Linked DNA regions of Mus musculus: region 2 is linked to region 1. The links are chromatin loops, found by intact Hi-C in ENCODE. Cell type or tissue: heart. All regions are shown on one strand. Each heading gives the region's core, and the rest is flanking DNA. Links, peaks and the distances in the headings are about the cores only.

Region 1 (5,326 bases), core at 274-5,273:
AGGCAGATCGACTTCACTAATCCCCAGTTAGTCTGGCGGGGGGGGGGGGGGGGGGGAGGGGGGGGAGGGGGGGGCGTGTTCCTAGTGTTTGCAAGTGTTTTCCCTGCCCACCAGCAAAAACGACTAAAACTGCCCTTTCCCCTCTTTTACATCAGCTTCTGTGTCAGAAGTGGGAGCTGAAGGAAACAGGTCAGCACGCCTGGCTTTCCAAGCTGCTCTTCAGTGAGGAAAGGGGAAAGCACATTCCAGAGCTGGCTCTGAGTGACACTGAGCTATGTCCTTGGGGTCCATTACATGGGCTCTGTGCTTCCCAGAGAGGGCTGTTTATTTATTTTTTGTCACCAGCTCACTGAAGCCCCTTTAGGAGAAGTCACACCGTGACATCTAGTGCTCACCCCACGGGTCACAGCCTGGTCAAGGATGAGTGTGGGGCTTACAGCTGGAAAGGCTCTCGTGGAAGATTAGCTCTTCTTGTCTCAGGGCTCTTCATGCAGTTCCGACAGACCAGCTAAGGGACCTCCCTAGTGGCGTTGGGAGAGATGGTGTTATATCTGGTTTCATACAAAATTCCTTGGGTGTAAGATCCACACTCCAGAGATGAGGAAACCAAGGCCTGAAAAGGAGACTTGCCAACATGCTATGCCATTCCACCATCGCAGGACAGAACCATCTTGTAAAACTTTCTCCTCAGAGATGCTTTTGAACTGAGAGCAGAAAACTTGTGCATTGGTCTCCAGGGTTGAGCTGCAGGCCTCTCTATAGAAGAGACAGCACGTCTTTCTTCTCCCTCCTGCTATCTTTGGCATGGTTTTGAATGCCAATCTGTAGCCCTTTGCTTTCTCCCCCGAGGATCTGAATATTGGGTACTAGAAAAGGAGCCATAAAGAGGGCTCAAAGGAGCAGGAAGGGCCATGTCAGAGTAGGAGCCAGAGGGAGAACTAGGCAGTGGGTGAACAAACATCTCTCAGGGCTTCCCCAACACCCACCGCACTTTGGACAAATTTTCCTTATTTGTCTGTAAAGGGGATTTCGACTCATTCAAGACAAATTCATCCGGTTGCTAAGGCGATGATGGTGTTGTAGTCATCACTGCCATGGAAACCCTTCCACTGGCATAATATAAATATTTTCTTTTAAGAATAAGACGGGGAGTTGAGTGGGTGATAAGTTATTTTCTAATGCTCATGGACTATGGACAGAGCCTACAAATGGACGGAGAAAGGACGGGACCAAATTAGCTCACATTCTATAGAGTTCACAGAACAGGCTGTTTTTATTTATTTGTTTTAGATATAAAAGCCAAAAAATGTGAGGAGGCAAAAATACCAACTAAAATAGTCCATAGTTATGCAGTGCAGAGAAAGAATGTCCTGTTTTCTCTTGTTTCTCTCAGAGAGCCTTTGGACCAGTGCAACGGCATCTGTAGCTTCCAGGTCTTCCTCTTCTCTTTCTAGCTCCTTCCCTTTATCCTTCAAGACCTTCTCAGATGGAGGATGAAGTTTTCAGGGTCCATCAATGCTAGGAGGAAGTTCCAGGAGTAGTAGGGAATAATGCCTAGAATGGGGCTTGTCTTGCCTCCTTTGTGGTTTTGGAAGTGGGAAGCCACCGAGGTTTCTCACAGTCTCTACACAAGCACATTTTCAGGGTGGTACGGAGACACCAATGCATCCTTGTGAGAAATCTCCATCACTTAAGCATGGAGACAGGACCTGTGAAGTATCTCCTAACATGGAGACTTCAAGGCTCCCTGGTCTCTGCTCGCAAGAAGAGAGATAGGAAGATACCCTGTGTATAATGTCTCACTTTAAATCCTAGCATGTCATAACTTACAATCACCTGGGAAGAAAGGTTCCCAGAAGATGAGGTTGGCCAATGGACATGTATGTGGGGGATGGTCTTAATTGTTATTTGGCCCAGCCAATTTTGGGTGGTGTCATCCCAGGGAGGGGAGCCTGAAATAAGAGAGGAAAGAGCGAGCAAGCAAGGATCCAAGCATTTATGCTCTCTCTGCTCTTGACTATAGATATGGTGATTTAAGTATTTGAACTGACTCTTTCACAATAATGGACTATAACATGGAATTACAAGTCAAATATGTCCTAACTCCCCTAAGTTGCTCTGTGTCTGGTGTTTGTCACAGCAACAGAGAGAAACTAGGATTGACTAGCAACGGCAAAGCTACAGTTAAATAAGAGGAATGAGGAATAATGTTCTTAGGAGGTTGTCTGTAGTAACAAGAATTTACTGTAGGGGGCAGACAAGGTGGTTCCTTGGGTAAAGGCACTTGCTGCCAAGCCTGAGGACTGCAGTTCAATCCCTGGAACCTACTTGGTGGAAGAAAAGAGCTGACTCATGCGGGTTGTCCTGACCTCCACACTCACTCTGTGCCATACATGTCCAAGCCACCAATCCCACTTCATGCTCAGAGATACAATAAATATATGCAAAACTTTTAAAGAATTATTGTACGTTCCAAATCAGCTGGAAGAGAGGGTTTTGAATGTTATCATTATGAGGAAATGATAAATATTTGAAGGGCTAGATTTGCCTTCTGACTAAATCACCACACATGGTTACATGAATTAAAATATCAGTCTTACCCCGTGAGTATGTACAGTTACTATGAGCCAAGTTAAAAGAGTTGGTTCCAAGTCTAATTTTGTCATCCCGAGAACCCAGTGTGGGGCAGAATGCACCCTGGAGAACAGGGTCACCGCTCTGCCGGCCTCTAGAACATTTATGTCATGACTTCCGCCTACTTTTCTGCTGTGGGAATTTTGCTGGCCCGGAGCATCTGAAGAAATAGTTTCACAGAAGGCACGGGCAGGCTATGTGATGACAGGAGCTGGAAGCCGCAAGGATCCCGCATCTTGCTCTTGAAAGGTTTCCATAGGCTCCCAGGGGGGTGGGGGTGGGGAGTAAAGGCGGAGTTCTCCTCATCCGGTGCCATTTGTGACCGCGCTGGCCCTCCTAAGATGTGAATAGGCCTGAGAGAAGAAGAAGGTCCCTGTTTGTTCCTGTTCCTGTACATGCTCCGTGGGCTGGCCCGAGCGATCTCTCAGTCACGTGAGGAGGGTTAGGAGCTTTGGCTCAGACACAGCCTGTAACAGGGAAACAGCACCATCGGCAGGCAGACAATAACCAAATTTGGGGAATGAGTTCAGGCCCTGAAAATTACTAGAGTTCTATCACCGAGCTATAGACTTCTGGCCCCAACCCCTTGACTTTCTATTTTGAGACAGGTCCTCAAAAAGTTGCCAGGCTGGATTAAACCCACTCTGCAGTCCACACAGGCCTTTAGCTTGTGGTCCTCTGTCTCAGCATCTCAGCATCCCAGGTAGCTTAGATGACAGGCCCCGAGTCTCTAGACTTAGCTTGGAGGGCTCCTTTTTTTTTTTTTTTTTTTACCTCCCTGCTCCCACTCTCCTTCTGGTTCTATGTAATCTCCAATAATCAATCCCTGATTGATTGATTGATTTCTACTGCTTTGTCTAGAAACAAGGGAAGCAGGAAAAGACAATAATTGAAAGAGTGTATTCTAGAAATGTCTTCAGTCTTTAGCTACAAATATAATTCCTTTTATTAATTTAGCTCCTAGTGATGTTACTTTTTGCTAACTTGTCATCCCCTCTCCTCAATTTTTAAAAGAAGATTTTATTTTTGATTTTTAAAATTTTATGCGTATGAGCATTTTGCCGGCTTGCCCGCATGTGCACCATGTGTTTGCCTGGTTCCTGTGGATGCCAGAGGAGCATCAGATTCTCTGGAGCTGAAGTTACAAAAGATTGTGAGCCACCACGTAGGTTCTAGGAGTCGAACCCAGGTCCTCTGCAATAGCAGCCATTGTAACCACTGAGCCATCTCCACTCCGTTTCCCAGATTTAAATTCTGTGTTTGGTCAATTAATTGCCACGAATATCATTGCATATTTATCAATGAATAAATTCCCCTGGGTCTTGTGTCCATCAGACAGATTCCAAGGAGTGGGGCTTGTGAGTGGGACAATATATAGGTTTTCATTTAAAAGACGAAGCAAGTTGACAGGCAAACAGCCACTACACATTTCTTTTTCACTTCAGCTGAGCCATAGTGTCGAATCTAAATGTCACACTTGACACAAGAGAAACCCCGGCCAACTCTGGACAAGCGGTGCTCTGGCAAAGTCTGACGGACTCTTCGCTCACTAGAATTGCAACACTACTTTCTGACACACTTTGAATGCTTGCTTACTTGGATGCTGTGAGGAGCTGATGTTATCTTTGGCTTTATTCATGGATTCCGGCAAGTCAGCCCCAAATCTTTAATAGTAGTTGTTGCAGCTTCCTTTCTGCAACTGTGATAAAATACCTTGACAAAAGTCATTTAGATGAGGAGCGGCTTATCTGGCTTACATTTCCAGGCTCCATCACTGAGGGAACTCAAGCAGGAACTCGGGATAGAAACCATGGAGTAACACTTCTTGTTGGCTCACTCTGAGGCCCGTGCCTATTTGGCTTTCTTATACAGTCCGGGATTATCTGCCTAGGGATGGTGCTGCCCACAGTAGCCTAGGTCATTCTACATCCATTAACCATTAGCATAATTATTCACAGATATGCCCATAGGACACCCTGCTCTGTAAAATTCTTTGAGACTCCCTTCTCAGTGCATCAAATGGACAATTAAAGCTAACAAAGATTGGTTTCATGAATTATTAATTTCTAAAAATCAAAATGTCATATATGCAAGCTTGAAAGCCAAATTATCCTAAAATGACCATGTTGAAAACACCCACCTTCTACTCACTCCTTCACTTACTGTCCTTCACTGTTGTTCCTTAGAGATAACGACCCTCACTCTTTACCCAGCTCTTCTAGCCTTTGCCTCAATTCCCCTTTAACTCTCAGCCTGCTATTATCAGTTATTATTTATTTCCTCTGTGGTAGATGAGGTTTTATCACTCCTATATCCTTTCTTCCCTCCTGCAGTTCCCAGACAGAGTTATATCACAACATGTAGTTAAATCAACACTCTATTTAACCCTCACTCTTCAATCAAGCTTATGCTTCCTTTCTTGTATAAACATTGGAGTTTCCAAGAAAAAAATATTGCATTACACACACACACACACACACACACACACACACACACACAGACACACACACACACACACACACACACACATTACATTTTCTACTATTTTATTCCCCTAAAATTCCCCAAAGCTCCACTTTTCATGGCTCCAGGAATCTATTTGATGGATAGTGAGGGAATTTTTAAAAACTCAAACAAATGGACACACAGACACAGAAAATCTTGGATTGGGTCATCTGGATTCTCTAATGGA
Region 2 (5,326 bases), core at 281-5,280, 68 kb after region 1:
TGAGGGACAGATGTGAACGGTATCCTGCAGGACTATCCTCTGGGATTGGACCAGAGCAATGTGGTGCTGGCATCAGTCAGGGAAAAGATGGTTGTTGGCAGCTGCATCTTATCCTCAGGGAGATGCCACACTAATATAAAACTGCTGTCATCTGGAAGGTCACTGGGCAGGGACAAAGGTGAATGAGAAAACATGTGGGGCAAGCACCAGCTATGCCAGTTCCCAGCACCATATGCCAGGAGCGGGGAAACCAGCCATATGGTCTACTGGGCAGGAGCCTGTCACATATATCACCACATAACACATAGGAGGAGCTCAAAAGTTATTTGTGGGGTGAATCAGTGCTGGAGAGAATAAGCAGCAGGTGACAGGTACCCAGACAGTGAAGGGGACTGACCAGGCCTATCTCAAATCATCATTCACCTTTGACTATGATCTAAGAACTCTTGCCCAGATGTCAAACCCAAGGGACCCTCTTAGCTTGCGCATCTGTCTGATGGAGGGAAGGGTTTATTAGGCTGGACACAGTTTCTACATAACTACAATAGTCAATGACACTTTGGAATACACACAGCCTTCTGCCTTTGCATACCAATTTTGAAGTTATACTCATTTTTTTTGTAACTTTGTAAAAATCAGCATTTTCAGTCTTCCAGGTTGATAATGCACTGTTATTAAGAAATAACAGTAATTTACGGTAGTGAGATGCTCGGGGGACAAAGGGCTTGCTGCACACATCTGGGATGCTAGTCTAGTCCTTGGAACCCAAATAAAGGTGGACGGAGAAACCTGATGCCACAGGTGTCCTCTGACCTCTACATGTGTGTCATCAAACACATGTCTTCATCACACACACACACACACACACACACACACACACACACACACACACTAATGCATTTTAAATGAAAAACAATAGTGACAAGCATTATAAGGACAATGGTGAATAAGATAGCAAGACATATAACATGCTTTTCTCTATGTCAGATATTGTACCTTAATTTCTATTATCTGATTTGGTCCTGACTGATGTGACAAAGTTCTAATGGTAACTTCTTGCCCAAATTTACGCAGTAGTAAATATCCATACTTGGCAATGGGACTGTTATGAAATGAATATGAATGGGAAATGTCTTCCCATAGGCATGTGTGTTAGATGCTTGGTCCTCACCTGGCAGAGCTATTTTGGGGAGGTTTTGGAAACTTCTTAGGAGCTGGATCTTAGCTTGGGGAGGTAGGTCACTGGGGGATGCTTTTGAAGGCTCAGTCTGGTCCCTGGTTCCTTTGTCTGCTTCCTGTGTTCCAGGATGTGAGTAGCAGCTACCACATGTTCTGTCCTGGTTCACCATGGGCCCAGACTCTGAAACAGTGACATATTACTTCCCTCTCCCCTTTTAGTTGTTTTTGTGAGGTTTTTGTTGTTATTTCATTACATTGAGGGCATTATAACTGAAAAAGTCCCAGTGTTCACGCAACAGCCACGCTTCTTCTCAATGCCTGTTTTTAGTTCCAAGGGGCATCCCTTCTCTGGTGCAGCCCCGCCTGAAAGTTTTGAACAGTAGTGACAGAATATTGAACTGGGAGATGAGAGATGAGATCCTGGACTGAACTTTCCAAAATTTGCCAACAGTACACCTTTCATCAACAAGTCATCGTGAGCCTCATTGACAGCCACTATAAAACAGAGGTGACAATATCTACACAATGAGCACCACCCCCATTGCAGCTGCTAAATAAGTTCAATCATGTAGATGGCACCACTTTATAGAATAAAGAAGCTGCTGCTGCTTATGGAATTATCACTGTATCTCAGATCCGGGCAGATGGCTTCATGGACCAGACTCAAGCTGTTACTAGAATTGATTGTGAAGGTCAGACTTGCTCCTTCTGCTGTGAACCTGGCTCTGGATTTGTCCTTCCCACCCCATCATAGGAGTGCTGCTGTCTCAGTGAGGATCCCTGGAGAGGCCCGAGTCAAACTGCCCTGGAGACATCAGCACTTCAGAATGTCAGAGATAGAGGCCAGGAGGAAGGAGAGTCCATCTTTCTCTTTAAGCAAGGCTGGAGAAGGTGCCGGCTCTGAAAACCTTTCCCTCTCCTGACTCTAAACCCGAAGTGGTAGCTTCTTTCTGTTAGTATAATGGGACACCCTAACCCTGGCTTTCGCACATTACCACGTGAGGCAGCTTCCCCAGATCCCTGGACCTGGAAACTTCATGGAAACTATAGTCCATCCACCCATCCACTACCAGAGAGAGCCTGTATTGGTCCACAAAGACTCACAGGCTTTGGCCCTGGTCTTTGGGGGGGAGGGGCAGCCTTCATCTGGGAGTAGACATAGATGTTACCCTCGAGGGATACTTGGTATGTTTGGATAGATTAGATTCTTTATATTCTGACCTCTCTATTTTCTTTTTCTACTTCAGGGGCCGGAAGAAGGGGGACTGTTTCCAGACTATTTTAGGTGAACTTGCTAAAGAATAAAAAATGAAAAGAAAGAAGAAAACGAGCGAGGAGACGTCACAGCTATTTTTAGCTGACTCTCCTCTCCCTCTAGGCCATGGGCTCTATTTGGGAACCTGTGTCTTTGGTGGGCAGCCAACCTTGTGCTTTTTCACAGAGCAGTTACTGGCAGAGGGCAAACATGTCTGGTCCTCCTCAGCGCATTCATGGTGACAGGCTAACCTCTGTTCTGGCTCAATGCTCCTGGCCTCCAGTGGCTCAGCTGCTTTCTACCGTGCCAACATGATGCAGTCAGGACTTTGGCTCTGCCCTCAGGCTCAGGGGCATCAGGACACAGCAACTTCTAGCAAATTAATGACTTTGTATGGCCACATGTTATGAAGAATCATTCATTATTCACTGGCCTGGGATCCCTTGCAAACTGTGATCATATGACCTGCTACCTGCTCGGGGATCCTTGCTGCTAAATACAAACCCAGAAATTCATGAATGTTTCATTCAAGCAGAAACGATTTCGGTTTTGAGATGGCTCATCATAGAAACTGGGGGGGGGGGGGAGGGAGAACACGCATAGTCAATCGGATGGAAATGTCCCAGGGACCAAACCTAGTAGATCTGAGACCCAACTCAGGAAGGGGCCAGCATTGGCAAGGAAGAGGCCCCATGTGGGAGGTAACAGGGATCAATACAAGGAGTCACCAATTGGACAGTGCAGGAACCTGACACAGTCCTGTTCAGAAAAGGAGTTGCTGCAAGAATGAGGTCCCAGTCTCCAGTTCTAGTGAGAAGTTAGTGGGGTTTCAGGAAGCACAACAAAGAGCCACAGAATGGAGAGCATACGAATAGCAAAAACTGACTTTATTCCTACTGCTTTAGAAGCTGAGACAGTCAGATCCTCAGTGTCCTGTGAGGGCTTCCTGCTTCACAGGAATTACTTGCTGTCTGTGTGCTCTTGTGGGGAGAGGGGCCATCCCCTCATAAGTACACTCATCCCATTCTTGAGAGATCTACTCTCATGACTTACTTCCCAAAGCCCCGGCCCTCTGACCTTACACATTGAATAGTTGTAACAAATGTTCAGTTATTAACAAGTAGGTCAGGTAATGATTTATTAGAAAAGATAAAAAATACACTCCGTGTCTTATTTGCTTCCCGGCTACTCTGACAAACACCATGACTAAGAGAAACGTGGGAGAGGGAAGGGTTTATTTGGTTTGCAGGCTACACTGAAGTCAGGAATCCCGAATCTCGGAATGCGCCTTACAGGTATATTTACCCGAGTGCAAATAACACAGGCACAGAGGTGATTTATAGTATTTGGTCTGTAGCACTGAACATATGAAAATAACATGAGTGTCCACCAATAGCAAAGCTGTGAAATAAGCTATGGAGAATCTGAGTTCTGATGTGGAAAAATAGCTAGGATATATTAACTAAAAACAAGGCAAGAATTCTAAGGATACTCTAAAGCTTTGTTTTAAATGAAGAAGGGGAAGAAAATGGAAGAGGGTTTGAGAGACTGATGGCAGCGGCTGGATGGAAGGGGACTTGAGAGACTGATGGCAATGAATGGCTGGAGTAGGGATGAGGACCATGCATATGTGAACTAAATGAAGCAAGCAGCTTGCTAAATATATTTACATATTTTAAATTTATGGTCTTTGTAAACTATTACAGATCCACAATTAAACTGAAAAGAGGAATAAAGAAGCTGAACAACCAAACCAGATGACCCCGCCCTACAAGTTTGCAGCGACGATCCTTCCTGTAATCAGGTGGCCTCTTCCCGTCTCCCATGACAACTGTGGATCAAAACCACTGACCTCTGCAAACCACAGGCACAGATAGATGTCACACAGTCCCGACAGAAACAAATTAAATTATTTTGTAGGAAATAATAACGTAATTAAGAAAAAAGGAGAACCCGAGGCAGGTCTTTGCAAGAGAAAAAATGTAAGATCATTAATTTTCACAAGCTAGAAGAGTGTTCTGTGTAAATATCCTGTGACTAAAGTGAAGTTTATTTTTTGAAAGTAAGTTGTCAAGAGGGACTAGGAAATTGTATTAAGCCACCACTATGATGTGAATCTGGGTGTTGTCTTCCAAAGATCCATAGATAAAGGCTTGTTCCATGGGCTGTTGGTAGCAAAGCCCCTGTTGGCCAAGAGTGGTGACATGTTTACAGTCCCAGCACCTGGGACAGGAATATCAGGATTTTAAGGTCCCTGGCTGAACAGTAAATCTGAGACAAGCATGGGGTACATGAAACTCCGTCTTAAATTCTACTCAAAAAGAAAAAGACAGAACCTGTGGACTTTGTAGCAGTTGGCCTCTGGAAGGCCTTAAGGTCCTGCAGGGAATTATAGCCTCTGGCTTCTGGTTTAGACTGAGCGCTCCATCATACAGGCATTCCTACCATGTGGTGTAAATGTTTCTGGAGGCCTAAACAAGCGTAACTACCTGATCTTGGCTTGAACTCAGAACCGTTAGCCAAAATAAACCTCTTTGCTTCATAAGTTGCTTGTATCAGGCATCCTATTGTAGTGATGGGAAGCCAATACATCAGCAATCTTGTGACGCACACTGTATGATACCCTCTTGGTATCTTTCCACCTTACGGTGAGCTTCAGTTATGTCTCTAGCTCTTTCTCTATGCCTTAGCCTCACAATCCTCTACCAACATCCCCAGATATCTCACAGAGTCCCTCCCACACATAGCTAAGCCCAGTGAAGCAATGCCTGTGATTTACAGCCTCATTTTCCATGGATTCAGTAACCTGTGGTCAATTGGCCCAAAAGTATAAATGTAGAATTCCAGAAACACCAAATTCATAAGTCATAAATTTAGAAACTATGTGAACTA

The links. Peaks named below come from ENCODE experiments on the same cell type or tissue, not always from the same donor. Only the 100,000 strongest peaks of a DNase experiment are listed, where the experiment ranks them.
Region 2: it touches region 1 in a loop (1.9-fold over the local background); 2 of 42 quality-filtered maps call a loop at or near these places.

The regions. Positions count from the first base shown.
Region 1 is chr16:22,764,577-22,769,902 of GRCm38, reverse strand. No RefSeq gene overlaps it. Among named protein-coding and RNA genes, the nearest start is that of Gm30416, 25 kb to the left of the region's middle. In heart, for the core only: a CTCF peak has its summit at 2,246; a DNase peak (open chromatin) is centred at 2,812; H3K27ac peaks cover 406 bases.
Region 2 is chr16:22,696,540-22,701,865 of GRCm38, reverse strand. No RefSeq gene overlaps it. Among named protein-coding and RNA genes, the nearest start is that of Dgkg, 42 kb to the right of the region's middle. In heart, for the core only: no CTCF peak of the experiment used is centred there; a DNase peak (open chromatin) is centred at 2,705.